Linked DNA regions of Homo sapiens: all the other regions are linked to region 2. Evidence: chromatin loops called from intact Hi-C (ENCODE). Cell type or tissue: PC-3. All regions are shown on one strand. Each heading gives the region's core, and the rest is flanking DNA. Links, peaks and the distances in the headings are about the cores only.

Region 1 (6,526 bases), core at 745-5,744, 62 kb before region 2:
CTACTCGGGAGGCTGAGGTGGGAGGATCACCTGAGCCCGGAAAGTTGAGGCTGCACTGAGCAGAGGTCTTGCCACTGCACTCCAGCCTGGGCAACAGAGCAAGATCCTGTCTCAAAAAAAAAAAAAATATATATATATATATATATATGTATATATATAATATTTAAATTTTCACTTTGTTAATTTGGGCTCATCAGTTGAGAATCCAGTGATTTTGCCATCCAGTGAGCTTACATTTCCAGGTTTCTGCTGCTACACACTTTTTTAGATAGTCTTTTGTGCTTCTCCAGACTTAAAGAATTGCACAGGATAGGGTCAGAAGCAATCATTGTAACCAGGCTTTCCTCTGATTTAAAGAACATACATTAATCTTAAGGAAATGGCTAACCAACCAGCTATGGTCCTCTTAATTGCTGAATAACCCAGTACACAGACCTCCATCCTGCCACTTAAATAAGAGATATTAAGAAAAGTTTTGTCAGATCCTGTGACAGTTAATTTGATGTGTCACCTTGACTTGATCATGGAATGCCCAAATATCTGGTTAAATATGACTTCTGGGGTGTGCCTATGAGGGTATTTCCAGAAGAGATTTGCATTTGAATTGACAGACTGAGTAAAGGAAATTATTCTCCGCAATGTGAATGTGCACCATCCAATCCATTGAGGGCCTGAGTAGAGAAAACAAGGATTCACTCCCTCTGCCTGACTGCTTGAGCTGAGGCATTTATCTTCTCCTGCCCTCAGTACGCCTGGTTCCCAGGTCTTTAGATCCACAGTGGAATACACACCATTGGCTCTGTGGCTCTCAGGTCTTCAAACTATGCCACCAACCAGCTTTCATGGGTCACCAGCTTGCTTGGCAGCCTAATGTGGAAAGCAGATGAGCTACCCCAGGTTACACAAGGGTGGCTTGTGGTTCAGCTGTAACATCTGGTAATTTGACAAGTGTTTGTACCGTAAGAGTCAGTGTCAGGACCATTTATGACCTTCATAAGAGGCTTGAGGATGCTGCCTGTGAAATCAAACCACAGGGTATGTCTTGCCTTGGTATGTCACACAGGAAAGGCCCAGTACCACTCCTGTTTTCAAGACAAAGGGGAAAATTCCCTTCTAATGGCTTTACCTGAGCAAAGGACAGTCCTTGAGCTTCCCTGAAAGTTTTTCCATATCCAAGTAACTCACCAAGAGGAGAAGTAGAGTGACATTGTTTTCTTGGTGATAAATGCCGTATCTTGTCATAGATCTATTTTCCAGTCTTGGTCTACCAGCTTTTTGCAAGTACCTGTCATTCCTTGGCAGGAATTAAAATTAGTTCAGGTTTTTTTTTTTTTTTTTTTGAGACGGAGTCTTGCTCTGTCATCCAGGCTGAAGTACAGTGCCTCAATCTTGGCTCGCTGCAACCTCTGCCTCCTGGGTTCAAGCGATTCTCCTGCCTCAGCCTCCCAAGCAGCTGGGATCACAGGCATGCATCACCACGGCAGCTAATTTTTGTATTTTTAGTAGAGACAGGGTTTCACCATGTTGGCCAGGCTGGTCTCGAACTCCTGGCCTCAAGTCATCCGCCCACCTTGGCTTCCCAAAGTGCTGGGATTACAGGCATGAGCCATCGTGCCTGGCCTAGTTCAGGTTCTTTTGTGTGATCTAGATGTTGGACATAGACAGCAATCTGATTAACTAATATGCCAGGGTTTGGGAAACTGGTGTAGGAGGATGTCAGGTTTCTGCTTGGCCTATTGAGAAAACTGGAAGAGTTTATAAAAGCATAATAGAGTTTGGAAGAGAGCCCATAGCGGAGAGTCAGAGTGAAAACAGGATAGATAGAGACGCGCAATCTCCAGTCAGCCTTTAAATAAATGGCCAAAGAAAAGGAGTCTTCATTAAAAGGAAGAGGTATTTTTGTTTTTGTTTTGGAGTAAGGAGACATAATGGGGGAGAAAATCGGTGGAAGTGAAGTTTCTTAATGACCTTGGGAAAAAATTGTCTACTTCATGATGCTGTCTGCTTCCTGAGCCTGGGGATTAACCCTGGAAATCCTTACTTTAAGGTCACTTGCAGGGATGGTCTTCCAAATTGTCCTGAGAGTGCTGATCTGGGGTCTCTCAATTGTCCTAAGAGTGCTGACCTAGCTTAGCATGGCTTGCAGGAATCCATGAGGATTTTTATTTTATTTAGATAGCGGCATAAGTTGTTAGCAGTACTTCATAAGGTCCTTCCTAGCTAGGTAATGTCTTCTAAAAACCTTGATGTACATAGATCTCCTCGTCAAAAGAGATGGCAAGCATTGTCAGTTGGCAGAGGCTGGCTGTGTCATTTTTACCTGTTGATATGCTCCAAGTATACTTGTCAGTTCCTGTATATAACTAGTCATAGCATCGAATTGTTCACTTAAGTCTCCATAATGGTTCACTCAATTCAAGAATAGAAGGCTTAGAGATACCAGTAGGCATAGAACAACCAAGTATTGTTTCCAAAGGGGTAAATTCATGCCTTCTATTTCAAGTATTACAGGTTTTATGTATTTAGGGGAACGCTTCTGGCCATTTCAGTGCAGTCTCTTGATAGAATTTTCCTAAAATTTTTTGTTTCTACCTAGCCAATATTTTAATAATCCACAATATTAGCTGATTCATAAAAAGTGCTTTTACAACCTGTTACCATCTAAGATAATGCATCATACAATTTTCAAGAATGTGTTGATTTTGAGCCTCTGTTCTGTAGAATTCCCTGTGCTGCAGCCGGTACATGCTCCTTTTTGATGACTCCACATTTATTCTCACAGGCATTTGTCCTGGACTCTTCTGCTAATCAATGAACAAACAGTAAGTCATTCAGATGGGCCAGTAACTCACCACTTGTCTCCATATGAAGGTGAGGCTTCTGTTACTTGAAGACTTGATTAAGTAAGCGTGGGAGACTGTGCATGGTGGCTCACATGGGCATGTAATCCCAACAGTTTGGGAGGCCGAGGCAGCAAGAGTTCATGACCAGCCTGGGCAACATAACAAGACCCCCATCTGTATAAAAAACAAAATAATTAGCTGGGTGTGGTGGTACGTGCCTGTAGTCCTAATTATTGGGAGGCTGAGGTAGGAGGATCATTTGAGCCCAGGAGGTCAAAGTCACACCACTGCACTCCAGCCCGGGTGACAGAGCAAGACCCTATCTCTAAAAAATTTTTAAATAAAATCTTTTTTTAAAGATGTGGGGGAACTTATACTTTATCTGCTTTTTCTGGTGGACTGTGGTTCCCCCACCCCCACCAAGCACCAGCTGCCTCAGCTCCTAAAGCCCTCCCCACACCACACACAAGCTCATGCTCACTAGGGCAGTGAAAACAACCCAGTCCCTCCAATGCTTCTTTCCCCAAAGTCCTTTTTATGTCTAGCTTTTTCTGTTCCACTTGCCCTGAGGATAAGGGATGATCAGGGTATGAAATTTTAATGAGTATCCCAAAGTTTTTGCAAGCAAGTGGTTTATTTCTGCTATAAAATGAATTCCTTGGTCTGACTCAATTCATAAAGGAATGCCAAAACAAAGAATAATCTTATTCATTTATTCACCACTGTCGTGGCATCAGCACGTCTAGTCAGATGGCGTTCAGTCTATCCACTAAACATAGAAACAATAAGCAAACAGTGAGAATAGCCTAAAGCTGGAGGTAAATCTATGAAATCCACTTGGAGTGCCACAAGAGGCAATGTAGGCCTCAAGGACTTCCTGAGGAATATTGGTTTCCTACAGAAATTTGGTGAGATTTACAAGCAGTATGCTGGGAAATAATTCGGTCAGAAATTTTGTGGGTGCCAGGGCAGAACCAATTATAATTTTTTTTTTTTTTTTGGAGACGGAGTTTCGCTGTTGTTGCCCAGGCTGGAGTGCAATGGCACAATCTTGGCTCACTGCAACCTCCGCCTCCCGGTTCAAGCAATTCTCCTGCCTCAGCGTCCCAAGTAGCTGAGATTACAGGTGCCCGCCACCATTCTCAGCTAATTTTTTGCATTTTTAATAGAGATGGGGTTTTACCATGTTGGCCAGGCTGGTCTCGAACTCCTTACCTCAGGTGATCCACCCACCTCGGCCTCCCAAAGTGCGGGGATTACAGGCATGAGCCACCACACCTGGTGCCCATTTATCTTTTGGGTCCTTAACTATCCTCCATCTGCACATACATCCCATTTGATGGGAGACAAGTGCAAGCCAAAAGGCTGAAAGAATGGGGGCCATAGGAAATCCTTTTGGCCCAATGTATAATCCATCTGATCATTGTTTTGAATGCTTTTGTATCCATTTGTCTTTTCAGATCATGGAGCATCTGCCTGATAATCAATAGTATCAGCTAGAGATAAAGGCAGGTTTAGAAACTAGATATAAAAAAAAAAAGGTGGCACATTTTTGGCTGTGTATTTAGCAGCCTTGTCAGCCCTATTGTTCCCAAGAGATACAATACCAGACTCCTTAGTATGGGCTGAACAATAAGCAACAGTAATTTTAGTAGGGAGGAAAATAGCCTGTAATAGATCAACAATTATATGCCCATTGGCAATAGAAGCACCAGCAGAAGTTAAAAATTCAAGGCATTTCCAGATTATGCCAACAGTATGGCAGACTCCAAAGGCATATCTGGAGTCGGTGTAAAGAGTGGCCATTTTTTCTTTTGCCAGTGTGCAAACTTGAGTGACAGCTATCGGTTCAGCAGCTTGGGCTGATCTTACAATGAGCAAAGAGCACACCTCAAGTGTTTCATGTGGGAAAACTAGCCAGTTGTTATGTTTCCTTGGCAATTTCATCTACAAGAGCCATCACAAAACAGAAGTAAGTCTGGGTTGTCCAAAGGGGTAGCTAAGAGGTTTGCTCGTGGCTTTGAGACCATTTCTACAGTGTTAAGGCAATGATGAGAAATGGAGTGAAGCTCTTCATTAGCAGGGAGAGGTGGTAGAGTAGCTGGATTTAAAGTGTTACAGTGATGTAACGTGATGGAGGGATGGTTAACAGGGCTTTTCTGAAGTGGTCGGTCATCATGTAGAGAGGTGCTGTGTTTTATAAACTTATAAGAAAGCAGACAGACATAGTAGGGGGAACATAGAGGTAAATGGAGGATTCTAATATAAGAGTACCGCCTTTGCCAATTAGGGTGGCAGCTGCAGTAACTGCACACAGGCGTGAGGGCATACTTGCTACCATGGGGTCTAACTGACATGAGAAATATGCTACAGGACATATATGAGATCCAAAAAGTTGTCCTAGAATACCTGCAGCAATCTCATTATGTTTATGGCAATACAAGTGAAAAAGTTTGTCAAAATTAGGTAAGCCAAGGGCAGTGGGTACGAACAATGCTAATATTAAGGCTCAGAGGAGATCATCAGCATATGGCACAAGATTGGAGCCCTGGGTAAGGGCTAAAGAATCTAAGTGGGCTTTAAAGACCTGGGAAAGTATTAAGGGAGACTCACGATATCCCTGAGGTCTGTGAGTCTATGTTAATTGTCTCTCTTATATGTAAATGCAAAGAGAAATGTCTAGTCAGGGTGCAATGGAATCGAGCAGAGGTCAATTACTGTAAACCAGGCTGTGTCAGCAGGAATCAAGGTAAGAATGGTAGCTGGATTAGTGACTATGGGGTAGGGTAGAAAGGAATTACAAAGGAGTTGCTTTTGGCTCTTGGATCTTGTACAATTGGTTAGAAGTGATTCCCCCATCCCCCTTCCCACCCCCATCTGAATCAACTTTCTCTTCTTTCTTTCCCAGCAAGCTTGGGGTGCTACAGGGTAAAGAAATAAAGACACCACCACCCTGCTGTAAAAAGGAGTCGATTATATGTTTGATTCCTCACGTTGCATCTCATTAGAGAAGATTGTGGGCTACTGGTGGGAAAGGTTTGTTTCTTTCCCAGGCGATGTGTGCAGGCCCTGTGCTTAGTAGCAAGCCAGTGTCATTTGCATGTGAGGCCCAAGGACTAGTTCAGGCATCTTTTAAGACTGCATCCTCTTCAAAGGATTTTAAATTGAGATGGGTTTCCATTAAGGAAAGTAGAAAGTTTTAGGTTTGTTCTGAGGGCAGGAAAATAAAAACATCTTTCTCATTGCATTATATGCTTGCATTAAACTTGCATTAAAAATCTCTTCTGGAAAGATTTGCTGGTAAGGAGTCAGAAACCAGAAAAGCACAATGTTGAGAGGGCCTAAGAATATTGGGGTGGCCTAAGATATGGGCAGTGAAATAGGTTGCCCACAGACTCTGACAACTTAAACAGAATCAGAGGCGACAGGTAAAAATAAATCCTCTGGGTGTTACGGTAGAAGAAGTCAAACCAGTGTCAATTAAGAAATGCAGTTCCCAATCCTCTGCTTAAAGTTTAATGATGGGTTTGGGGGTGTGGTTGAGGATGAGCTGACCCCATCAATTAATAGGGTATTATCCCTCAGAAGGGGAAAATGAAACTTCTGAGGATGGTGGATCTACGGACCCCACTTTTTCTTTCTTCTTCATCTTTCTTTGAAGTGGCAGGACAGTTGTTTTTCCA
Region 2 (6,526 bases), core at 749-5,748:
ACTTGAGACTGGGTAATTTATAAAGAAAAGAGCTTCAATTAATTCATAGTTCCACATGGCTGGGAAGCCTCAGGAAACTTAAAATCATGGCAGAAGGGGAAGCAAATACATCCTTCTTCACATGGTGTCAGGAGAGAGAGTGAGTGCAAGCAGGGGAAATGCCAGGCACTTATAATACCATCAGATCTCATGAAAACTCATTCCCCATCACGAGAACAGCATGGGGAAAACTGCCCCCTTGATCCAATCACTTCCCTCCCTGGACACATGGGGATTACAATTTCAGATGAGATTTGGGTGGGGACACAGAGCCAAACAATATCATAAGCTAACAAACAAATGTGATAATTTTGAATTCTTGGTAAGTTTTATAGGAGAACAAAAGCAAATGAGGAAATAGAAAGTAATGGGGTGGTGGGGATGCAGTGTGGTAAAGGCTACTACAGACTGCCTGGCCAGGAAAAGCCTTGCTGAGGGATGATACTGGGGCTGAGAAACATAGAGCCACAAGAAGAGGCAGGGAAAAGCCTGGGGGCCAAGGGAATGGTATGTGCTAAGATAGAAAAGTAAGGAGTCCTGAATGACTGGATACAGTGAGCAAGAGGTCAGCAAGGTAGACGGTCCAGATCCTGTGAGGCCTTTCAAGCCATGATAAGGAGTTTGGATTCTATTCTAAGTGTGATGGAAAGCTACTGATGTTATTAAGAGAAGAGTAAATGTTGTGATTTACAGATTTAAAGGATCACTCTGGCTGCTGTGTAGTGAAATGGATTGGAAGGGGAAAGATCAGAGAGGCCACTTAGGAGGCTACTGAATAAATAATATAAGTGAGAAGACAGTAGCTAAGATTAGGGTGGGGTGGTGGAGGTGGAGAAAAGTGGAACAATTTGGGATCTGTTTTAGAGACAGACCAACAGGATGTAGTGTTAAACTAGTCATTGCAGACTGGCAGTAAAGGAAAGTGGAAAATCAAGGTTGACTCCTAGTTTGTAAGTTGAGCAAATGGGTTGAATGGTGATATTATCTGATGGGATGAAAAATACTGGGGCAGAAGTAGATATTGGAGGAAAAGTCCAGAGTCTCACACTGCACATTTTAGTTTGAAGTGCCTACTACACATGGATCTACAGGTCTGGAGCTTCAAGCACAGGTCTGGGCTAGAGGTTTGGAAATCATCAACAGAGAGATAGTATTTTAAGCCTCAAGGTATGAGGAGATCAGCTGGAGAGAGAATGTATGTAGAGAAGAAAAGAGGTACTATAGCATGCTGACTTCAGAGATCAGCTAGAGGATGAGCCAGCAAGAAAGCAAGGAAGTCTGAAAAATGAGAAAAGAGAGGTAGAGGAAAAGCTCAAAGACGGCAATGTCCAGACTCCAAGAGGAGTGTGTGTTCAGAAAGAGAGAGTGGGCAAGCGGCTGAGAGAATTCGAAGAAAAGGATGGAAAGGGCACCATTTCTTATGCCACATGAGGATTATTGGTGACATTAAAAAACTGACTCAGTGGACTGATAGAAACAGAGGTATTGGGGAGGAAAAATAATTTTCCCTCAACCCCTCGTAGTTCTTAGCTGGGATGCCTATAACAAAAGACAGATTAACAAAAGAAAAACAAACAATTTAATTAATGCATACAGCACACATCATCTGGGAGAAATTTCAATGAAAAGTAACTCAGATCAATGGCTTATACAGCATATACAGCATCTTCAACAAAGAACAATACATTTGTAGAGAACAGACAAAGAAAAGCAATTTTAGACTTCTAAGGAAAGTTAAATATATTGGAGGAAACTAACAGATAAAATTTGTTTGCAAATCACTCTGGTGCCATGTTTGGGTTGGTAAGAGTCTAGAGTGGTCTCCAGCAAAGGAGAATTTATAGCCTGTCTTTAGGCAGAAAAGGAGGTTGGATAAAGAGAGCTTTTCCTCTACTGCATCTTAATTGCCTTTAGCTCAAAAATAATTTTTATGTCAAAGAGGCAGTTTTGATTCATACAGATGTGAAAAAAAGAAGCATATTTTGAGGTGACATGTTTTCTTCAGATGCAAATGTGGGGGTGAGTTTTAAAGTAATCGAAAATTGAGAAAGCAAAGCTATTACATACAGGCCTTTCATTTGAGTGGTTTTGTGTTTAAAGGAACACAGAAGTAAAAATATAGGGAGATATGTGATCGAGAGGGACTTGTTTCTTTATGTATCTAAATGGAAGATAGTAGAGTCTGTTTATATGGTGAAGGAAATTATATGGAACCTAAAAATGAAGAGTTATCTTTTTTTTTTTTTTGACACAGGGTCTCACTCTGTCACCCAGGCTGGAGTACAGTGGTGCAATTACGGCTCACTGCAGCCTCGACCTCCCAGACTCAGACTCAAGTGATCCTCCCATTGCAGCATCCCAGGTAGCTAGGACAACATGTGCATGCTACCATGGCCGGCTAAGTTTTAAAAATTTTTTATAGGTTGGGGGGGTCTCCTCATGTTGCCTAGGCTGGTTTTGAACTCCTGGGCTCAAGCAATCCACCTGACTTGGCTTCTCAAAGTGCTGGGATTACAGGCCTAAGCCACCACCCCTGGTCAAGAGTGTATCTTTTAATAGGTGTAGGGACACATTTTCATTTGTTTACTAAGTTCTTGTATTTGTTTTGCTTTATTTTAGAGATAGCATCTTGCTCTGTTGCCCAGGCTGGTCTGAACTCCTGGCCTCAAGTGATCCTTGCATCGTGGCCTCCCAAGCCAAAGCACTGGGATAGAGGCATGAGCCATCACACCCGGCCTAAATTCTCCCTTTTATTTTCTTTCTTTCTTTCTTTCTTTCTTTTTTTTTTTTTTTTTTTTTTTGAGACAGAGTCTCACTCTGTTACTCAGGCTAGAGTACAGTGACACGATCACAGCTCACTGCAGCTTTCACTTCCTGGGCTCAAGCAATCCTCCCACCTTGGCCTCCCAGGTAGCTGGGACTACAGGGGAACACCACCATGCCCAGCTAATTTTTTGCATTTTTGGTGGAGACGGGGTCTTACCATGTTGGCCAGGCTGATCTCAAACTCCTGGATGCCAGTGGTCCACCCCCTCACCCCGCCCCAGCCACCCGGCCTCCCAAAGTGCTGGGATTACAGGCTTAAGAGCCACTGCACCGAGCCTAAATTCTTAATGAATTATTTGTTGAATTTAGTTCAAGAGAGAAGAAAGGTTTATACAGTGACACCTCCCAGGCACCAGATGGCAATGTTCAGCTGCTGTTCTGTTCCCTGTCACCTGAGAGCACCCTCTCAAGAGCTAGTAGATAACATGCACTTCTGTCCTTCCAAGGTGGACTGAGTTGGCCCTAGGGCAGTTGAAATTTTAGATGACTTTCTGGTTTGGCTCTTTTAGTGGAATTGCAACTCCTGGGAAAGAACAGAGGGTTTATGCATTTAAAGAGGACATTGTGTTACAAAGGACAAAGGGTAGGGAACATTTCTCAGAATGGGTTTGAGAGTCAGCAGTTTACCTGCCACCCAAAACTAGGAGGAACCAGCTAGACAATAAATAACACTAAAAATCAGGGAGAAGCCTACATGTTTATTAACAAGGAAACACTGATCCATCATTGTAGGATGAAGGCAGCTGTGAGGACTGGATTCTTGGCCTGTGGATTTCCAGTGACTCTCACAGGTGGCAGCAGCACTTCTAGGCTGGCAAATGCACTTCTGTGCTGTCACCGCTGGTTTCTCTATGGCCTCTGACTCTCTGCCCTAGTTATACTGAAACTAATCTCAATCACATCCTTCCTTTCTTACATCCTGGCCCAGATCTGACCTGGGAAGGGCTTCCATCCGATCAGCACAATAACTCAAGCAGCCCCACCCTCTCGTTGACTAATATTGACAGTATTTGTTTAAATACATTTGTGATCAACTTACTCTAGCCTCTTGGGCCTTTCTACTTTTATAAGATGGTTAAAGCCTTCCAACAACCCAATCTTGAAAATTGATGTGTATTTCTTCTAGCTTGGCAGGGCTTTTCCTATTTCCTCCTGGATATTTGGAATTATCCCAATGAAGAATCTTTTAAACAAATATTTCCTCTTATATTCTCTTTTTCTTTTTTTTTCCTTTGTTCTTCCTGATAACCACAAATCAATCTAAATCCCCCTTACGTTTTTCATAGTCTTTACTCGTGCTTAGGTCTTCTTTGCTTTGAAAAGTGTCTTTGTTTCTGGTGCACCTCCAAATTACCATCTTATTTCTTGCTTTTCTTTCCCTGGCAAACCTCCCTTTATCTTCTTTAACTCTTGGAAATCTGTTTTCCATCAGCTTTAGAATTGTCCTCTGCAAGGTTAAGAGTAACTTTTGCCAGTCACTATTTTCCTGAACTTTTCTATGTCATTTGATACTGTTGACCAACCTTTCTTTCTTCAAATAGTTTTTCTTTCTTCTTTTTTTTTTTTTTGGCTCACCTAACTAATCTGATTCTTTTCTCAGCTCTGATCCTTTCTTCTCTGTTACCTTAGATAACTCTTCTTCCTACTTCTGCCTGTGGGGAACAGCGACCCAAGGGGCAGCCTCATTTGGGGACTCTGAGCCATTCATTAGGGCTCACTTCTGTGTTAATGACTTCTCTGTGTGATCTGATCGTCTCACAAGACTGCCAGCCTTCTTTATCTAATTGTCCTTTAAACATTTCCACTGAATGTGATGCTTTCACCCCAAGTTCAGTATTACTTTTTAAAAACTCTTCATCTTTACCTGGCTCCCTGAAATCATCTCCTTTAAACTTCCATTTCCCTGTCCAGGAGTACCCCTGTTATTCCAGTCACCTCAGCATAAAAACTTTGAAGCATTTATGACCATCTTTTTTTTAGACCTAGGTTTTAGTCCCAGATCTTCCACATACCAGCTGTGTGGCTTATTTAGGACAAGTTGTATAACCAGATAACCGATCTGTCCATCAGTGAACTCACATTAAATAAGGATAGTAATAAAAACTAAGGGTTATTGTAAGGAACATTTAAAGTGACTTGACAGTGCCTGGAACATCAAAAATGCTCAGAAACTTTTTGTTAATACTATTTTTGAAATCCCCTGCATCCTCCACCCCCTATTATTTATCTTACCAACCAAAGGTTTTTTTCTTACATCTAAGTTATGAACAGATTCCGAACCAACCTTTCAGATTCCAGTCCCTAGCTCTTTCAAACCATCATGCATGTTTTTACCAGATTAATCTTACTTGAACATTGCTTTCATAATATTACTACCACACATCAACATTTTTTTTTTTTTTGAGATAGCGTCTTGCTCTGTCACCCAGGCTGGAGTGCAGTGGCACGATCTTGGCTCACTGCAACCTCTGCCTCCCAGGTTCAAGGGATTCTCCTGCCTCAGCCTCCCCAGTAGCTGGGATTACAGACGCATGCCAACACACCAGGCTAATTTTTGTATTTTTAGTAGAGAAGGGGTTTCACCATGTTGGCCAGGTTGGTCTCGAACTCCTGACCTTGTGATCCACCCACCTCAGCCTCCCAAAGTGCTGGGATTGCATAAGCCACCGCGCCTGGCCCACAAACCAATTTTTAAATGGCTCCTCTTTTTTTTTTTTTTTAAACCACAGAGTCTAAACTTCTGTCCTTCCTGGTTTGGCTTCACTCTGTGGCCACCAACCCCAAGCATCTCCTTAGCATTTATTCCTTTCTTCTCCTGGCTGGTGAGCATTCCATACTCACTTCTGCCTCGTGATTTTCCCATGCTAATTGTCTTGATAGGCCTAACTCCATCTACTCCTTTGTCTGCTTAGCTTTATCGTCTTCAGAAAACATATCATGACTTCGTTAATCAGCTTCTTACAGAGTCTAGACTATCACAGTCCTCAAAATGGATCTGTACTTCACAATTTAGCCTTTTATTTTTGCTCCCTTTTTTCCCTTCTGATTTCTTTATTACTTTATTATTATATAATTCACATACCATAAAATTCAACGTTTTCAAGGATACATGTCAGTAGTTTATAGCAGCAGTCCCCAACCATTTTGGCACCAGGGACCGTTTCGTAGATGACAATTTTTCCACAGACTGAGGTGCAGCAGGGTGGGGTGGGGGAATGGTTAGGGGATGAAACCGTTCCATCTCAGATCATCAGGCATTAGATTCTCATAACAAGCGTGCAACCTAGATCCCTTACATGTGCAGTTCACAATAGGGTTTGCATGCCTATAAGAATTTAATGCTGCTGCTGATCTGACAGGAGGTGGAGCTCAGGCAGTAATGTTCATTCGCCCGCCACTCACCTCCTGCTGTGCAGCCCAGTTCCTAGCAGGCCACGTACTGCTACCGGTCTGTGGCCCAGGAGTTGGGGACCCCTGGTTTATAGTATATTCATAGAGTTGTGCAGACATCACCACTATCTAATTTCAGATCATTTTTATCACCCTCAAAATAAACATTGCACGTATTAGTAGTACTTCCCATTCTTTCCTCACCACCCTCCCCGCTGCCCCCAGTTCCCAACAACCACTAATCTGCTTTCTATCTCTATTGTTTTGCCTA
Region 3 (6,526 bases), core at 698-5,697, 140 kb after region 2:
TCAAGTGATTCTCCTGCCTCAGCCTCCTCCCGAGTAGCTAGGATTACAGGCGCACACCACCATGCCCAGCTAATTTTTGTTTTTTTTTGTTTGTTTGTTTTTGAGATGGAGTCTCAGTCTGTCGCCCAGGCTGGAGTGCAGTGGCACGATCTCAGCTCACTGCAACCTCTGTCACTCGGGTTCAAGCAATTCTCCTGCCTCAGTCTCCCAAGTAGCTGGGATTACAGGTGCCTGCCACTGCACCTGGCTAATTTTTTTTTTTTTTTTTTTTTAAGTAGAGATGGAGTTTCACCATCTCGGCCAGGCTGGTCTTGAACTCCTGACCTTGTGATCCACCTGCTTTGGCCTCCCAAAGTGCTGGGATTACAGACGTGAGCCACTGTGCCCGGCCAATTTTTGTATTTTTAGTGGAGACAGGGTTTCACCATGTTGGCCAGGCTGGTCTTGAACTTCTGACCTCAAGTGATCCACCTGCCTCAGCCTCCCAAAGTGCTGAGATTACAGGCGTGAGCCACTGCGCCCAGCCCCATCTTAATTTTATAGGCAAAGAAACTGAGCATAAATAATTTGCCATTGTGGAAATGTGGATGGTGAAAGAAAAATATATTAAAACAAACATTTTTTAAAAAATTGTCAAATATCACACAAATAGTTAGTGCCAGATGGAAATGCTAAACTGTTACTTCCTAACTGTCCTTCTAACCAATCTCTAGGACACATGTGAAGGTCTCTTGCAGTGTAATTCTAGACTTTTTCACTACTTACACTGAATATGCATTTTATGATTTTCATCATTAAGAAGACAATCTGAATTTTAAAAAGAAGTTTCAGATGAACCAATATTTTCTCCTCCAAAAATGAATGAATGTTTTAAGTTTAGTATTGAGAGCTAGCAAGAGTCTAGTTTAAGTTGAGAGTCTTTTTAGTAACCGGTTTTAGGATAAACTAAGGAGAAGCTAACAAGACATCTGAATGTGTGAGCTTCACATTAGAGCACTTGATGAGTTATCATGCATACAATTAAGTTGTAATAATTGAGTCAATAATAAAAAAAAAAATCATAAAATAAGGCCAGGTGCAGTGACTCATGCACTTAGGGAGGCCAAGGCAGGAGGGTTGCTTGAGCCCAGGAGTTTGAGACCAGCATGGGCAACATGGCAAAACCCTGCCTCTACAAAAATACAAAAATTAGCTGGGCATGGCAGCACTCGCCTGTATTCCCAGCTACTGGGGAGGCTGAAGTGAGAGGATCGCTTGAGCTGGGGAGACTGAGGCTGCAGTGAGCTGAGATCGCACCACTGCACTCCAGCCTGGGCGACAGAGTAAGACCCTGTCTCAAAAAAAAAAAAAAAAAAAAAAATTCATAGAATAAAATGAATGAGGGAGAGGGAAAACCCTGAAGAAGAAAAGTGGATAATATATATATTCAGGGAGATTTGTTTAGACATGATTATTCACTGCTGTCTAAAATAAACTTTAGATTTTAGGGTTTTGAAGTTTTCTCAATCATAATCAAAGAGCGAAAAGGGAAAGCCAGTGAGACATAATGATTCTGACTCTAGGAAATGAAGCTGTGTGTAGCATTTCCTTCTCATTCTCACTGCCAGTCTAAGGGAGGAGAACGGGAAAGCTGAAAAACTCTCAGCCGCAGATGATTGAATGACAAGTTTCAGAATGATGGGTTTCAAAATCACTCCAAATGCTACTTATTTCATTTTAAAAATAACATTTTTTCTGTCTATAAAGTACTATTTATACTTCATAGAAAACTCGAAAAATAAAAGAAAGCTGAAAGAAGTAATAACTCATACTCTTCATATTCAGATAACCTTTGTTAATATTTGAATGTTTTTCATTCTTTTTCTCCAAATACTGTAATATTTTTATACAGCTAATACCATGCTAATAGATTTTAGTCTCCTAATTTAGGATAGTATTATGAATATTTTCCTATGTCATTTAAAATTATTTGCAAAAAGTTTGTAAATGGCTGTGAGATATCATAACCATACCCTAATTTATGTAATGATTTTCTTATTTACAAGTACCATATGTAATGATGTAGTCAATATCTTTGCACATAAGTTTTCCATATTTCTGTTTATTTCCTACGAGAGCAGACTAGAAGTTGAACTACTACGTCAGAGTTTGAAGAATTTAAGGTTCTTGATAACATCTGTCAGATTAACTTTCAGAATATTGTACTAATTTATGCTCCTACTGCCCGTGGGTGAAATGCCTGTCTTACCACTGACTCAGCATCTCTGAAAGATGACCACTTTATGGACATTTTTGCTCATCTGAAAGGGACAAGGGGAGACCGTGTTGCTATTCTAGTTTTTGATTCTTAGTGATTTTGAATAGATTTTCATGTAAGTATTACCAATTTTTATTTCCTTTTCAGCAAGTTATCTGTGTTCTTTAACCATTGGGAGTTTCTTTGGTAAAGTAATTTAGATGTACACATAATGATAGTCCATTATCTGTCATTACTATCTATTTTCATCTTAATTTGGAGAATCATTCTCTTTTAGAACTTTCTTTTTTTCTTTTTTTTTTTTGAGATGGAGTCTCGCTCTGTTGCCCAGGCTGGAGTGCAGTGGCACGATCTCGGCTCACTGCAAGCTCTGCCTTCCAGGTTCACGCCATTCTCCTGCCTCAGCCTCCCAAGTGGCTGGGACTACAGGTGCCTGCCCCACACCCAGCTAATTTTTTTTGTATTTTTAGTAGAGACGGGGTTTCACCGTGTTAGCCAGAATGGCCTCGATCTCCTGACCTCATGATCCGCCCACCTTGGCCTCCCAAAGTGCTGGGATTACAGGCGTGAGCCACTGCGCCCGGCCTCTTTTAGAACTTTCTAAGAAAATGTCATAAATCAATAAAATAAAATTTTAAACTTGTCACAACTGTGTAATACTGCTTGCAATAACTTTGGAATGACAATACTTTTTGTAAAATGATTCGTACATTAAACACTTTACCGAAAAAAGGCTTTAATCCTGGCTCTGCCTCAAACCAGAATTTTTATCTTAAAACAAAATTTCAATGAATCTTAGTTTATCTGTAAAATAAGATGGTTAATCTTTGAGTCCATCCAATTTAAAAACTAGGCAACTTGTGCTCACAAAAAACGATACACAGCACCACCTAGAGGTAAAAAGGAATACTTTTGTACATTTTTCATTTATTAAAAATGATTTTTTAGCCTTAACAATACAATATTAAGTCAATATATTTTATACTTGCAGAAAGTGCCTGGGTAAATATATGAGAATTGTAATAGGTCTATCACATCGGATAAAACTTTTAGAATGAATGTCACAGTTGTCAGGCCTCTGAGCCCAAGCTAAGCCATCATATCCACTGTGACCTGCACTTATATATCCAGATGGCCTGAAGCAACTGAAGATCCACAAAAGAAGTGAAAATAGCTTTAACTGATGACATTCCACCATTGTGATTTGCTTCTGCCCCACCCTAACTGATCAATGTACTTTGTAATCTCCCCCACCCTTAAGAAGGTACTTTGTAATCTCCCCCACCCATAAGAAGCTTCTTTGTAATTCTCCCCACCCATAAGAAGGTTCTTTGTAATTCTCCCCACCCTTGAGAATGTACTTTGTGAGATCCACCCCCTGCCCACAAAACATTGCTCCTACCTCCACCACCTATCCCAAAACCTGTAAGAACTAATGATAATCCACCACCCTTTGCTGACTCTCTTTTCAGACTCAGCCCGCCTGCACCCAGGTGAAATAAACAGCCTTGTTGCTCACACAAAGTCTGTTTAGTGGTCTCTTCACACGGACGCGCGTGACAATAGTAGCTGTAAGAATTCTTAGCTCCTATATGAATCTAGGTCATTTTCTTTCCCCTATCATGACTTTTTCTTTTTTTTTGAGACAGAGTTTCATTCTTGTTGCCCAGGCTGGAGTGCAATGGCGCGGTCTCGGCTCACTGCAACCTCTGCCTCCCAGATACAAGCGATTCTCCTACAGGCACCTGTCACCATGCCCAACTAATTTTTGTATTTTTAGTAGAGACAGGGTTTCACCATGTTGGCCAGGCTGGTCTTGAACTCCTGACCTCAGGTGATCCACCCGCCTTGGCCTCCCAAAGTGCTGGGATTACAGGTGTGAGCCACCACGCCCAGCCTATCATGACTTTTTAGGGGATCAACTATTCTTTTTCACATTCCTTAGGAAAATCAGTAACACTCTCTTTTAAGTCTGATACTAAGGATCAAAGATGTCTACCTAATACTGTGATATATTGTATATACAATATATATTGGGTACACTGGATACATTCTTTACCCTGGGGGCTTTGTGGACTTGCTGAAACTATGGTCACAAAAACAGTTCCTCCATGGTTAGATACACAATGCCATTCTAGGGTTCAACTTCAGGGAAGGAATCCCTAAATTGGAAATGTGGCTAGCAACAGAAAATTCCAATGGTGGCACCCTGAATCTACTGGGACTTGAAGAAAAATGTAATCTCTGCAGAAGTGTGACATCTATAGCAAACGTCTGGTCATTGTTAACATCTGAATTATCACCACAGATTTTTTTCCACACCAATGTTAGCAATGGCTTCCTCCTTATTACCACTTTTGGAACTGTGCTTTTTATTTTATATTTATTTATTTAGAAACGGAGTCACACTTTGTCACCCGGGCTAGAGTGCAATGGCTGATCTCAGCTCCCTGCAACCTCCACCTCCCAGGGAACTGTGCTGTTTTAACTTGTAGTTTCCAAATTGTTCTGAGCGTGTTCTTCAGCTTCATCATGTTTTGCTTCCAATTAAATTGTAAACTCACCAAGTGAAACTGCATCTTCTAACTGTCCTGGCTCCACTGCCCACCACGCCCCTAGGTGTGCCATAATATGAACACTTACATGGACTAGGTGGCATTGCCTTGCTAGGAATTATGAAATACAACTCTTCGCCAACACGAAGGTGAATGTGCAAGGTTAAACGGAGTTCAGGCAAATAAACATTCAATATTTGTTGTGACAAAGTTCATGAACAGTGTTGCCTCAGATCTAAGTTTACCCTTGAGTGGTGTAACTTAGATTTAAAAGAAAAACAACAAAATCCTTTCTGAATCTTCCTCCAGTTTGTATGATCTCCAATTTCTAATTCATAGTTTGGGAATAGATTCTGTCTGGGAAATTGCATAATAACTTTTTTTTTTAAACAGGGAAGAGTAAAAAGAACTATTTTTTTTATCCAAGTTTTTATTTTGAAAAATTTCAAACATCCTTAAAATTTGGGAGAATAGAATAATGGGCACTCATAAACCCGCCACCTTCATCTGGCTATTAGTAACAGTCTTCTTTATCTATTTTTATTTCTGATCCCATTGAAAGTAAGTCACAGATATCATGACACTTTTTTCCTAATATTCCCTGAAGCATCATTTAAGAACAAGGATATTCTCCTTCATAACCCCAATGTCATTATCAAACCTAAGAAAATCAACAGTAATGCCCTATCTCATATCCAGCTTAAATCGAAATGTCTGTAATTGTCCCAATGATGTTCTTTATAGCTTTATTTATTTATTTTATGAGAGTGTCACTCTGTCACCCAGTTTTGAGTGCAGTGGCACGATCACAACTCACTGCAGTCTTGGCCTCCTGGGCTCGATTGATCCTCCCGCCTCAGCCTCCTGAGCAGCTGGGACCACAGGTGTGTTCCACCATGCCTGGCTAATTTTTGTATTTTTGTAGAGATGGGGTTTCACCATGTTGCCCAGGCTGGTCTCAAACTCCTACACTCAAGTGATCCTCCTGCCTTGGCCTCCCAAAGTGCTGGGATTACATATATGCGTGAGTCTTATTTTTTAAAATCAATGTTTAATCTAGATTTACACATCTCATATGGCTAGGCCATCTTTGAAACTCTCATTCATTGGGCACCTACCATGTCCCAAGCTACACAGGCCATCCTATTTATTTTCACAAAAAAATTTGAGATAGTTTTTGTTTTTACTTAAGATGGCGATAAAGTATCTACTTCTGGGTACTTTGATGTATTTTAGTTTTTTGTTGTTTGTCTTGTTTTGTTTTTGAGATGGAGTCTTGCTCTGTCACCCAGGCTGCAGTGCAGTGGCGTGATCTCAGCTCACTGCAACCTCCACCTCCTGGGTTCAAGCAATGCTCCTGCCTCAGCCTCCCAAGTAGCTAGGACTATAGGTGTGCACCACCACAACTGGCTATTTTTGTATTTTTAGTAGAGATGGGGTTTCACCATGTTGGCCAGGCTGGCCTTGAACTCCTGACCTCAGGTGATCCACCAGCCTCAGGTGATCCACCAGCCTCAGCCTCCCAAAGTGCTGGGATTACAGGCATGAGCCAATGTGCCCAACTATATTTTAGTTATTTACCATTACATTCACAGAGCTTATTAGCACAGAGCCTTGCACATACATAGGTACAAATACACAGCTGTGGAATCAATGAAACTTCATGTGCTTTTCCATTCTGGTAGGAAAACTACAACAACAACAGCAAATGATG
Region 4 (6,526 bases), core at 732-5,731, 490 kb after region 2:
TTCTTCTGCTTGTTTGATTCTATTGCTGAGACTTTCCAGAGCATTTTGCATTTCTATAAGTGCGTCTATTGTTTCCTGAGGGTTTGATTGATTTTTATTTATGCTATCTATTTCATTGAATATTTCTCCCTTTACTTCTTGCATAATTTTTTTTCAGTTTCCTTACATTGGGCTTTGCCTTTCTCTGGCACCTCCCTGATTAGCTTAATAACTAACCTTCTGAATTCTTTTTCAGGTAGATCAGGGATTTCTTCTTGGTTTGGATCCATTGCTGGAGAGCTAGTGTGATTTTTTTGCGGGGGTGAGTTAAAGAATCTTGCTTTGTCATATTACCAGAGTTGGTTTTCTGGTTCCTTCTCATGTGGGTAGGCTCTGTCAGAGGGAAGGTCTAGGGCTCAAGGCTGTTGTTCAGTTCCTTTTGTCCCACAGAGTGTTCCCTTGATGTAGTACTCTTTCCCTTTTCCTAGGGATGTGGCTTCCTGAGAGCCGAGCTGTAGTGATTGTTATCCCCCTTCTGGATCTAGCCACCCAGCAAGTCTACCAGGCTCCAGGCTGGTACTTGGGGTTGTCTACACAGAGTCCTGTGGTGTCAACCATCTGTGGGTCTCTCAGCCATGGATACTGGCACCTGTTCTAGTGGAGGTGGCAGAAGGGCTAAATGGACTCTGTGAGGGTCCTTAGCTTTGGTTGATTAATGCACTATTTTTGTGCTGGTTTACCTCCTGCTGGGAGATGGCACTTTCAAGAGAGCATTGGCTTGAAAGTGCATTGGTATCGGGAGGAACAGGCAGTAGGCAGGACCCTATAACTCCCAAGAGTATATGCCCTTTGTCTTCAGTTACCAGGGTGGGTAGTGAAGGACCATTAGATGGGGGCAGGGCTAGGCGTGTCTGAGCTCAGATTCTACTTGGGCAGGTCTTGCTGCGTCTGCTGTGGGGGATGAGGGTGAGGGTCCCAGGTCAATGGAGTTATGTTCCTAAGAGGATTATGGCTGTCTTTGCTGTGTCATGCAGGTTGTCAGGGAAGTGGAGGAAAGCCGGCAGTCACAGGCCTCACCCAGCTCCCACACAACCCAAAGGGCCAGTCTCACTTCCACTGTGCCCCCACTCAACAGCACCAAGTCTGTTTCCAGGCAGTGGGTGACCAGGGCTGAGAACCTGCCCCAGGCTACCTGCCTCCCAGCTGCAAAAATAAGTAGGGCTTTCTTTCTTCCCCAGCCTGTGGAGTCTGCACGCTGGATTCATGCCCTCCCCCGAGTTCTGGCCAGGAGACTCTTCGATTGGTTCAAATTGTTACAAATTTCAGGGGGAGGTTTCCTTTTCTCTGTGGCCTTCTCTGAGTGCCTCTGGTAGCCCTCCTCAAGGACCCCTTGTGAGGTGAGGCACAAATGGCTTGGTAGGGGACCCAGCTAGTCCACAGGGATTTTCCTGCTGCTTCCTTTACCCGTGTATTTCGCTTTCGCTCAGCTCTCTAAATTGACTAAGCTCCAGATAAGGTCAGAATCTTCTCCCGTAATCTAGACCTTTAGGTTCCCCGGTGGTGGGGTGTGTGTTCAGGGGTGGACGATCTGCCTTTCCCACTTCCACAGTTTGAGCACTCACAGTATTTGGGGTGTCTCCCAGGTCCTGCAGGTGCAATCACTTCCTTCAGAGGGTCTGTGGGTTCTTTTGGCTTTCCTAATGTATTGCTGCAGTTTTGGAGCAAAAGTTCATGAGGCGAGCCTCCACACGCTGTTCTGTCTGTCCCCGTTCCTTTTATTTCCCAACCACATTTGATCTAACTTTTGATTATTACTGAGTGAGGGGATAATGAAGTCTGTAGACACTGTGATCTGTAATTTTTTTTTTTTTTTGAGATGGAGTTTCACTCTTGTCGCCCAGGCTGGAGTGCAATGGCATGATCTCAGCTCACTGCAACCTCCGCCTCCTGGGTTCAAGTGATTCTCCTGCCTCAGCCTCCCGAGTAGCTAGGATTACAGGTGTGCACCACCGTGCTTGGCTAGTTTTTGTATTTTTAGTAGAGACAGCGTCCAGGCTGGTCTCAAACTGCTGACCTCAGGTAATCCACCTGCCTCAGCCTCCCACAGTGCTGGGAATATAGGCATGAGCCACTGCGCCCAGCCTCTAATCATTTTTTTAAAAAGCAGATCCTCTTACTTGCTTTCACATTTTCCTTTATGCAAGGCAAGTTGCAATCTATGGACAAATTTAAGTTTTCTTCTTTTAGATTCTCTAGCCTTATTGGCAAATAATTAGAAGAAAAGCAAAGGAGGAGAAAATATAAATCATAATGAAGTAGTGATTGGATAATGTTCCTCAAGAATATGATTAATTATCCCTCTCTCCACCCCATTTAATTAGACACCAGATGAAAATGGAAAAATATTTCCTTGCATTCTTTTCTATTAATGACCAAATGAAGAGACTACCTGCCCCCTCAATGCAAGGGCTCAGAGTTGTATGTGTTTGTAGAATAAAAAAGTAGTTAAGCAACCCAGGACTTGTTTTCCTTTTCATTCACTATGTTCTTTATGAATAACAATTTTTTTTGGTAATCAGATATCAGATAAATGGACTATTTTGGAAGTTCAGGGAACTTAATGTAGAAATGCATTGCATAGGTAATTACAATGTTTTGTGTCTATGTTGAAGCCTATACTATAACTTTATAAGTTAGGAAAATATAATACCTTGGGCATTTAGTCCTATCATCTGTCTTTCTGACAGATCTGACTTTGTGGGAAAAAGCCATTTGTTATCTCTTAGTCGAAGACAATGAAGAATGTTTTTTACTCTGTCACAAGGTGGCAGCAAATGTCAAAATTTTATACTTACATAATACCTGTATCTAAGATAATCTGTTTTTTCTTTTAAGTTAGGAACCTATTTGAAATTACTGCATTGATAAAGTATATGGGATGTAATACTGTAGGCACCTTAGAATACTAGACTATTCCAACTGAAACATGAGTAAATATTGGAACCATTTTACAGGAATTGATAACTTCAGTATAAGTAGTTATATAACTTTTAGTGATATATATCAGTATTACTTTTCTGGTTTTAAAGATAACATCAAAGTTTTCCATTTCAACTGTAGGGAAAAAGGAATAATCACAGTTTTAGCAGTAGTAGACATGCTGAGGATGCTTATTGAAAGGAAAGAACTGCAGCTGGAAGAGCACTATATTCCATACTTGGGTGGCAAAATATGTAACGTGGCACTTTGTATAAACAAGCATCACCAGATGTTTATTGATGAAATCAAAGCAGCAGCGTTGTCTGGGGTATATACCCTGGGGTTCGTTGTCGCGCACCAGGAAAATTTAGAACACGGACACACACAAGTTGTTTAGGAGCAGAGGTTCAATAGAGAGGAGAGAAAGAGAAACAGCTTCCTCTATAGAGGAAGGCATCTCCAAGTGGAAAGGACTGGCTGGCAGCGAATGTGTCGAGTTTTATAGTCTAGTTTGAGAAGGTGGTGTCTGATTTACATAGGGCTCATAGATTGCTTCAGTCAGGTATGATATTTACATAGTGGCATAGGGAAGTCTGGTCGCCCCACCTTAATCTTCTTATACAAATGGTCTTTCCAGTTGTCTGGGGCCATCTTGTCTGCTCCTTACAGCACACATGGCTGGCAGAGAAGGGAAGACAGAGCGGCCATCTTGGAAACGTCTAGTCCTTAGTTCCTGCCGGTACGTGCACCCTTGCAGCTTGCAGGCTGCTCTTTGTTAGAAAAAGATTTGGGGCTGCTTTTCACTAAAAAGAAAAACCTTACCGAGGACTCCCCATACCCTTGCTATCTGCCTAAGTGATTTCTTCTTCACTCCTATATCAAAATGATTAAAATAAAGGATAAGAGAACTTTGATAGGAAGTCACTTAGCAGGTCTGATTTGGGAAGAAATAAGGGTTTATATTTGTTTATATGCTCATACAAAATTCAAGTATTAATATCCTTTAATGTAAGAATTTAAAATTTGTGAAGAAATATCAGTGTACATTCTACACATTTTTACTGGGTACATACTGTGTAACAGACATTGTGCAAGGCAGTGGGATATAGTGGTGATAAGACAGACTTAAGGCCGGGCGCGGTGGCTCACGCCTGTGATCCCAGCACTTTGGAAGGCTGAGGCAGGCAGATCACGAGGTCAGATCAGGACCATCCTAGGGCTAACATGGTGAAACCCTGTCTCTACTAAAGATAGAAAAAATTAGCCGGGCATGGTGTCACGTGCCTGTCGTCCCAGCTACTCGGGAGGCTGAGGCAGGAGAATCGCCTGAACTCGGGAGAGGAAGGTTGCAGTGAGCCGAGATCACGCCACTGCACTCCAGCCTGGGCAACAAGAGCAAGACTACATCTCAAATATACAAAAGCAAAAAAAAAAAAGACAGACTAAATCTTGCCTATATTATCAGATTGTTAACACTAAATCTAAAGTGATAAGTTATTACATCTATGAGAAGTAATCAAGAATCTTTGAAAATATACAAATTAATTTCAGTATTAAAAACATTTGGTGATAAAATATTAAAATACCACATTCACAATTTTAATCATATGATGAAGTAACATTTAGGCTATATCCTAAATTGATACACAAAGATTCCTTCTTTGATCTAGTATGATACTAAATTTTATCTTTTATTAGAATTTATTCTTTCGAGTTGTATGGTGCTTATTTTATTTAGTGTTTGATCTCTTTCCACACAGTGATTTATAATATTTTAGAGAACTTTACACGTTTTATTATAGAGCAAGTAGGAATTTCTGCTTGAGATTCTACTGTGTGTTTTCTTAGGCTGAAAAGAAATTATAATGTTTAGACAGGATAGGTATCTGAAGTCCTGGATGAGTTTCACATGTGTCATTTATTCACATGCATATTTAAGGTACTGCAGGTGCTGGAAAATCAATGATAAATAAACAGACATAGTCCCTGCTCTCAAGGAGTTGTCTTGGTAGAGACAGACGTTGATCAGATAATGAATAGTATATAATTACATAAGGAGATAAGGAAAAGAGCATGGTTCTATAATAGCATATGTCAAGGGAACCTGATGTAGATCACTGTGTCAGAGAAGGCTAGTCCTTGAAGTTGTACACGGTAAGAAAGATTTAATTCTGCAAAAGGTTGGTGGGGGTAAGCTGGTACCAAAATATTTGAGTTTTGAAAAGATATCTCTAGCATTAGTGTAGACACACTGAATTCAAAGAGGCGAATTAGAAGCCTATTGTAGTTATCCAGGAGGAACGACAACTTGAGTAGTGGCAGTAAAGAGAAATGGACAGTAATTAGATATATTAAAAATTCAGGTGGTAAAATTGAAAGAACATGCTGATTAATCAATAGGCATGAAGGGCCTTGGGAATGGAGAGGTATGAAAGATGATGCTTTGTTTTTTGAGTTGCACAAGAGCAGCAACGTTCACCAACAAACAGAAAAGAAACCATATATGGTTTTAGACTTGTTGAGTTTGAGGAGGTTTCCGTTCAAAGGAAAACAGAGAAGGTAGTAAGGATATATGGGTCTGGAACTTCAAGGAGTTTGGGCCAAAGACATAAATTTAGGATTCATTAGATTGTCTATGGTTATTGAGGTTGTGTAGGACAGGAGTGAAGAAAAACAAGAGAAGGCAGCTTAAGCTGAGCCTTGAGGGACCTCCAACTCTACTGGCTGAAGAGCCTGCAAAAGGGAACAAAAAGGAGAAGCTAGAAAGGAAGGGAAAAGGCCAACAGGGAATGGTGTTGCAAAGATCAAGGGAAGAGAGTGTTTAAGCAGGAGTGTTTCATGCTGAGAGGTTAAAATAAGAATGGGATAGAAAAATACTGAAGATCCTAAGCAAATGCATTTTCTACAATTAGTAATTACAAATGTGCATTTTCCTTTTATTTAGGCACATCTACTATGCTTCTTACTAGAATAAACTGTGCAGATTGGTCTGATGTATGTACTAAGCAAAATGTTACTGAATTTCCTATCATAAAGATGTACAAGAAAGGCGAGAACCCAGTATCTTATGCTGGAATGTTAGGAACCGAAGATCTCCTAAAATTTATCCAGCTGTAAGTATTCAGCTTCATTATAAGATCTCTGAATGTTTAGGTCTTTAGAAGTTCTAATTCTCAGACTTTGCTAACACTTAAAATAGGTTAAGGAAGATACTAGAATTGAGATCACAAAATGAATATTTATGAAAGTCTGTGTACATTTCAACACTTTTCGGGAGATAGCAATTTTGTTTAATGAGTCTGATTTTCTTTAAGAATAATATTTAATTTTCTATATTTTGTAAGATATTATCCTATGTAATATATTGTTTGCTATGTTTAGTATGCTTTTTTTTTACAAACTGAAAATATCTTAAAAAATTAATTTGTAATATAGTTATATGTTTATCCAGCAACAGGATTTCATATCCAGTGAATATAACATCGATCCAAGAAGCAGAAGAATATTTAAGTGGGGAATTATATAAAGACCTCATCTTGTATTCTAGTGTGTCAGTATTGGGACTATT
Region 5 (5,000 bases), core at 1-5,000, 94 kb before region 2:
CTCATGCCTGTAATCCCAGCACTTTGGGAGGCCAAGGCAGGCAGACTGCCTGAGCTCAAGTTCGAGACTAGCCTGGGCAACATGGTGAAACTCCATCTCTACTAAAATACAAAAAATTAGCTGGGCACGGCTGTAATCCCAGCTACTCGGGAGGCTGAGGCAATAGAATTGCTTGAACCTGGGAGGCAGAGGTTGCGGTTAGCCGAGATTGTGCCACTGCACTCCAGCCTGGGCAATAGAGCGAGACTCTGTCTCCAAAAAGTAAAAATCTGTCTAAGACATCTTACAAGGTGCCATCGAATTAATGAAAACACTTCATTTATCTGATTATTAAACGTGTGTTTTGGTTAATTTAGGGCTCATGAGATAAAGTACCTTAGAGATGGTCTGGTTATGTTGCACCTGTAATACAAGAGTGTAATGTAAAAATATTATTCCCAGACAGTTAGTACAAGAGACAGGAGTCTACTGGACTTTCAAACCTTAACCAATTGTAATACCAGTAACCTAGAAACCATAAATCTTAAAAATCCTGCTCTAAATACTTTTTTAATCTAAAGTATGCTACAATATTGGAATGTATTTTGTAGACTCTCTGAAAAATGAAAATATTCAAATACTGAACATCAAAATAAAACTTTATTATAGCCTAATAGAATTGTAAGATGTTGGATTTTTCTATTCTCTATTATGTTTATGCTGTAAATATTTTTTTTAATGGAAGCACTCCAAGAACCTTGCATCCTGTTAAACAGTGTAATGCCAAGTAAGATTTTCAGACAAGAAAAATGCCCCCTTAATACTTCTTTGGGACAAGGCTGGTTTAACTAAATATTAAACTATTTTAAATAGCATTTATTCTCTGAAAAAATAGCTTCATATAATTGTGGAAAGTCTTTTAAAGGATCCTTTTAGCTAGTACCAAATAAATATAACATTGACTAACCATTCGAATTTTAGAAAATCTCTCATATGTTAAAGACTTACAACTGCCATATTAACTTCACTGAACTGGAAGTTTAATATAAGATTCAAATACAAACTGCACAATCCTGGGCAAGTTATTTCTGAGATTGTATCTTATCTGTATGATGTAGATGATAATATTTTGCCTTCTAGGATTGTTAGGATTAAGTAAAATATATATACACCCAGCTAGACAATAAGCATTTCATTAACATATACTCATTTTATTCATTGTCTCGTAACTTGAAAGTGAATTTCAGTTCATAGGTCTGCTCTGAGCCCTGTCCTTTGTATAACTTAAACTTTGTTGTAACTTTAAAGGAGGATTCCAAACTCTTAAATTTTTATTATTCATTTTATAGTTTTTCTGTGATTTTTAAAAAAATTAATACTTTGTTAAATAGTTTACGTCAGAACGGTGCAAGGCAGTTTTTACAAATGTTATCTGTTCTTTCTCACATCTCTGTAAGAGAGGAAGTGTTACCTCCTTTCTACAGCTCAGGAAACTCAGGGCTCCGAGACCTAGTGACTTAACAAGCATCATGCAATTAATAAGTGACAGAGGCTGGGCGCAGTGGCTCTCTATTATCCCAACCCTTTGGGAGGCTGAGGTGGGAGGATTGCCTGAGCCCAGGAGTTTGAGACCAGCCTGGGCACCAAGGCGAGACCCCATCTCCATCTTAAAAAATAAAATTTTCTAAAAATGTAAATTAAAAAATAAGTGATAGAAACCAGAATATGAATTTGGGGGATTCTGATGCCGTATCCATTGCCTTTTCTGCTGTCTCATTGCTACTTCACATCAGACAGATGCTCTTATGCTGGCATCTGATTTATGCTGTTACTGTATCAATCTATTTTAAAACAGAGCTTAAATAGAGCTCCTAAAATATTAAAAATTGGCCTTATTTGCTGTTTCCCAGGATTACCATCTACTACTTCAACTTTGCTCCTAAGACTAAAATAAATCTAATTGTTACATATCAGAACATAATAAAAATATTTCTCTGAAAAACTAATTGATAGACACTATTAGCCTAGACTGTTTTTCATAATCTCATCATTAGATCAAGTGCATATTAACAGTGAACAAATAGAAATACATGTTTGAAATAGCTATTGTTTTTTAATTAAATTCCTTCTCGGAGGTTTACTTAACATGCAGTAGAGTAAGAACAGTTTACTAAAATCCAAGCATTGTGATTTAACACTGTGTTTCTTTGAATTTTTTTTTTTAAATCAAGGCTTATAGATTAGAACCATTAATACTGAAACACTACAGCAACATTTCACCTGTCCAGATCCACTGGTACAATACTTCAAATCCTTTACCTTATGAACATATGAAGCCAAGCTTTCTCAACCCAGCTAAAGAACCTACCTCAGTTTCAGAGAATGAAGGCATTTCAACCATACCAAGCCCTGTGACCTCACCAGTTTTGTCCCGCCGACACTATGGAGAATCTATAACAAATATAGGCAAAGCAAGCATATTAGGTAATTTCTCTTATGTATTCCTTATCTATGCATATAAGCACTTTCCTAGACATAAGTTTGGGGGACTAGAAGTATTCTATGTATTAGGAAACTCCCAGCAGTTAATCCCTGTGTCTAGAATTAACTACCCTCCCAATGTTCATATTTGAGGCCCAAAAAGCTCTAAAGTTCTCTGATTAGATCAGATCTTATAGTTTTAGAATATAAGATAGCTGGATGGACCAGAAAAAGCTGTTATGAGAATCAAGTCCCTCATTTTAATCTTGGTCCTACCACTTGCTGTGAGATCTTGAGTAAATAATATAGTTTTTAATGCTCTACTTGCTCATCTGTGAAATGAGAAAGCACTTGTGTCAGAGGGTGCTCCCTGTCAACCAGTTCTCTGATCTATTCTAAAAGTCTCTCAAACTGTGTGATTCCTGAGGGCAACAAGGATGTTTAATTTTTCTTTGAATGATCTCCAGTACTGGCACAATGTTTGCTGTATCACTGGAACTCGATTATGTGGTATTTGAATCTGTCCATTGCCTTTGGTTACAAGTTGCCTTAATGTAAAATACCACAAGGTGGCACTATAAATAGGCTTTATCTCCTGGACTCATTGGCTGTTTTACTTTCTCATGTTAATACATTGTTTATTGATGGCTTTTTCTTACATGTCCATTTAAATTCAGTAGTAAGTATATCAATAGTAAATCTATACTCATGTCAATGGCATGGTTCTTTTATCAAAGACTTTAATCTTGCCAAATATTTTAATAAACCATGATCACTTGAATAAAATAGAATCTTTATTCCTTTGTTTATATATTCCTGTGTTATATTCCTAGAGCTTATACAACTCTCATTCTATTCACCATTTTTATTTAGAAACCTGCAATATAAATTATAATTTTCTTATGTTCCCACCCTGGAAAAACATGACTAGGGTTTGGTCCCTCTGCCAGTTGGCTATAATTATGGGTGGTGCTCTTTAGCTTAGAGTGTGGTGTGATTCAACAGAATGACTACCCTGCTTTGTGAAATACAGGGGCTGCTAGCATTGGAAAGGGACTTGGAGGAATGTTGTTCTCAAGATTTGGACGTTCATCTACAACACAGTCATCTGAAACATCAAAAGACTCAATGGAAGATGAGAAGAAGCCAGTTGCCTCACCTTCTGCTACCACCGTAGGGACACAGACCCTTCCACATAGCAGTTCTGGCTTCCTCGATTCTGCATGTTAGTTCATACATTATTTCCTTAAGTTGATACTGTATCTTTTTAAAACTTGGGGAGGGCAGGGAGGTATAAAATATTAATACTAGCTAGTCAACTCTAAGATCTAAAGTGTGCCTTAACTTTGAAAGAAAAAAATGCTTTCCTTCTGCTTATATTTTTAAGAATAATTTCCAGGAAAATGCAGTTTTACTTTCTGCATTGATGAATTAATAGAATATTAGTAATTAGGGCCTTGTGGCACAAGGTCTTAACCATCAAGCATAAAACAAATCTCTTTAGGGTAAGTACCCCCTGAAGTTTATAAAGTAGATTTTTACTAATGTGATCTTCTCAGTCTCAAAAATCGTGTAATTATTGCTTTAGATCTATGCTGTATCTGGTCTTGAGACTTTAAAAACTGCTATACCAAAGTCATCCTACTTCTATTCAAAGCTTAGAAATTTTATTGGATCTGCTGAATGGCTTCCAATTCTATCCCAGCTACCTAGTGTAAAGCAGATATTGAAAAAATGAGTAAATAAATGGATAGTTATGTTGGACTTAGCATTATATGGATCTTTAAGCTTTCTCCGGTGGACTTAGAAAGTTTGAAATGTTGAGTAGTTGTGAAACACGAATACACTTAGTATATATTTACTTCCAAGAGTCTGAACTTGAACATTATTTTTAGGTGTCTAGTAAAATAAAACTAAAACGTCAAGTCCTATTTTTTCATTGACACCTATAATGAAATATAAATTCTGAAACTAGCTACTCCTTTTCTGTAACTATAGCAGGGAGAAAACTTTTCTTTCTCTAGAAATTTTTAAACAGATTTTATTTGTTACTTAGAGTATTGTGTTCTTACTGTGTCTGCTACTCTAAATTGTAAAATGATGGCATTCATTGCCATCCATCCTTAGAAAGTTCAGGTGTGACACTCCTAGAGGCTGAATAATTCTTCCACAGTCAACTCCACTCCAGGATGAATTATTAATAGGGTTGAACATTCCTACTTGGGCCAACAGCATTTTTAATTTAATTATATCTGTGCCAGACTCTGGACACTGAAAATTTTATAATTGCAAGTCTGGAAAATTCTTTTTTAGACTTTGATATTTGCATTAAATATATTTTACCTTCTATAAGAGTTCTCATACTATTTCTGACTTGTTTCCTTTTCTACTTAATATCAAAAATGTGATTGTGAAAATACAAAATTCTGTCGTGACATGCAGATGTCAAGAAAACTCTAACTGCTGAAGAAAATTAATTTCAAAGAATTTTGTAAGGTAGCAGGTAAAAAGTCATGGTTCTCTGTAATGTCATTAATGTG

What was found. Peaks named below come from ENCODE experiments on the same cell type or tissue, not always from the same donor. Only the 100,000 strongest peaks of a DNase experiment are listed, where the experiment ranks them.
Region 1: a loop joins it to region 2, with 2.8 times the contacts of the local background. A loop is called at or near these places in 2 of 110 quality-filtered maps.
Region 3: a loop joins it to region 2, with 11 times the contacts of the local background. A loop is called at or near these places in 103 of 110 quality-filtered maps.
Region 4: a loop joins it to region 2, with 2.9 times the contacts of the local background. A loop is called at or near these places in 2 of 110 quality-filtered maps.
Region 5: a loop joins it to region 2, with 6 times the contacts of the local background. A loop is called at or near these places in 51 of 110 quality-filtered maps.

The regions. Positions count from the first base shown.
Region 1 is chr14:53,019,778-53,026,303 of GRCh38, reverse strand. No RefSeq gene overlaps it. Among named protein-coding and RNA genes, the nearest start is that of FERMT2, 72 kb to the right of the region's middle. In PC-3, for the core only: no CTCF peak of the experiment used is centred there; a DNase peak (open chromatin) is centred at 3,513; H3K27ac peaks cover 635 bases.
Region 2 is chr14:52,958,007-52,964,532 of GRCh38, reverse strand. No RefSeq gene overlaps it. Among named protein-coding and RNA genes, the nearest start is that of FERMT2, 10 kb to the right of the region's middle. In PC-3, for the core only: a CTCF peak has its summit at 3,232 (motif pointing right); DNase peaks (open chromatin) are centred at 3,262 and 3,802; H3K4me3 peaks cover 746 bases; H3K27ac peaks cover 1,423 bases.
Region 3 is chr14:52,820,374-52,826,899 of GRCh38, reverse strand. The region is part of intron 1 of LOC105370500 (a long non-coding RNA gene); the gene reads right to left. Among named protein-coding and RNA genes, the nearest start is that of GNPNAT1, 32 kb to the right of the region's middle. In PC-3, for the core only: a CTCF peak has its summit at 3,130 (motif pointing left); no DNase peak of the experiment used is centred there.
Region 4 is chr14:52,470,057-52,476,582 of GRCh38, reverse strand. TXNDC16 (thioredoxin domain containing 16) reads left to right here. Exons shown (of 21, transcript NM_020784.3): 15 at 5,903-6,071; 16 at 6,410-6,526. Among named protein-coding and RNA genes, the nearest start is that of TXNDC16, 79 kb to the left of the region's middle. In PC-3, for the core only: CTCF peaks have their summits at 2,603 and 2,805 (motif pointing right); a DNase peak (open chromatin) is centred at 2,792.
Region 5 is chr14:53,053,123-53,058,122 of GRCh38, reverse strand. DDHD1 (DDHD domain containing 1) reads left to right here. Exons shown (of 13, transcript NM_001160148.2): 10 at 2,211-2,463; 11 at 3,494-3,685. Among named protein-coding and RNA genes, the nearest start is that of DDHD1, 98 kb to the left of the region's middle. In PC-3, for the core only: CTCF peaks have their summits at 2,812 and 3,021 (motif pointing right); a DNase peak (open chromatin) is centred at 3,022.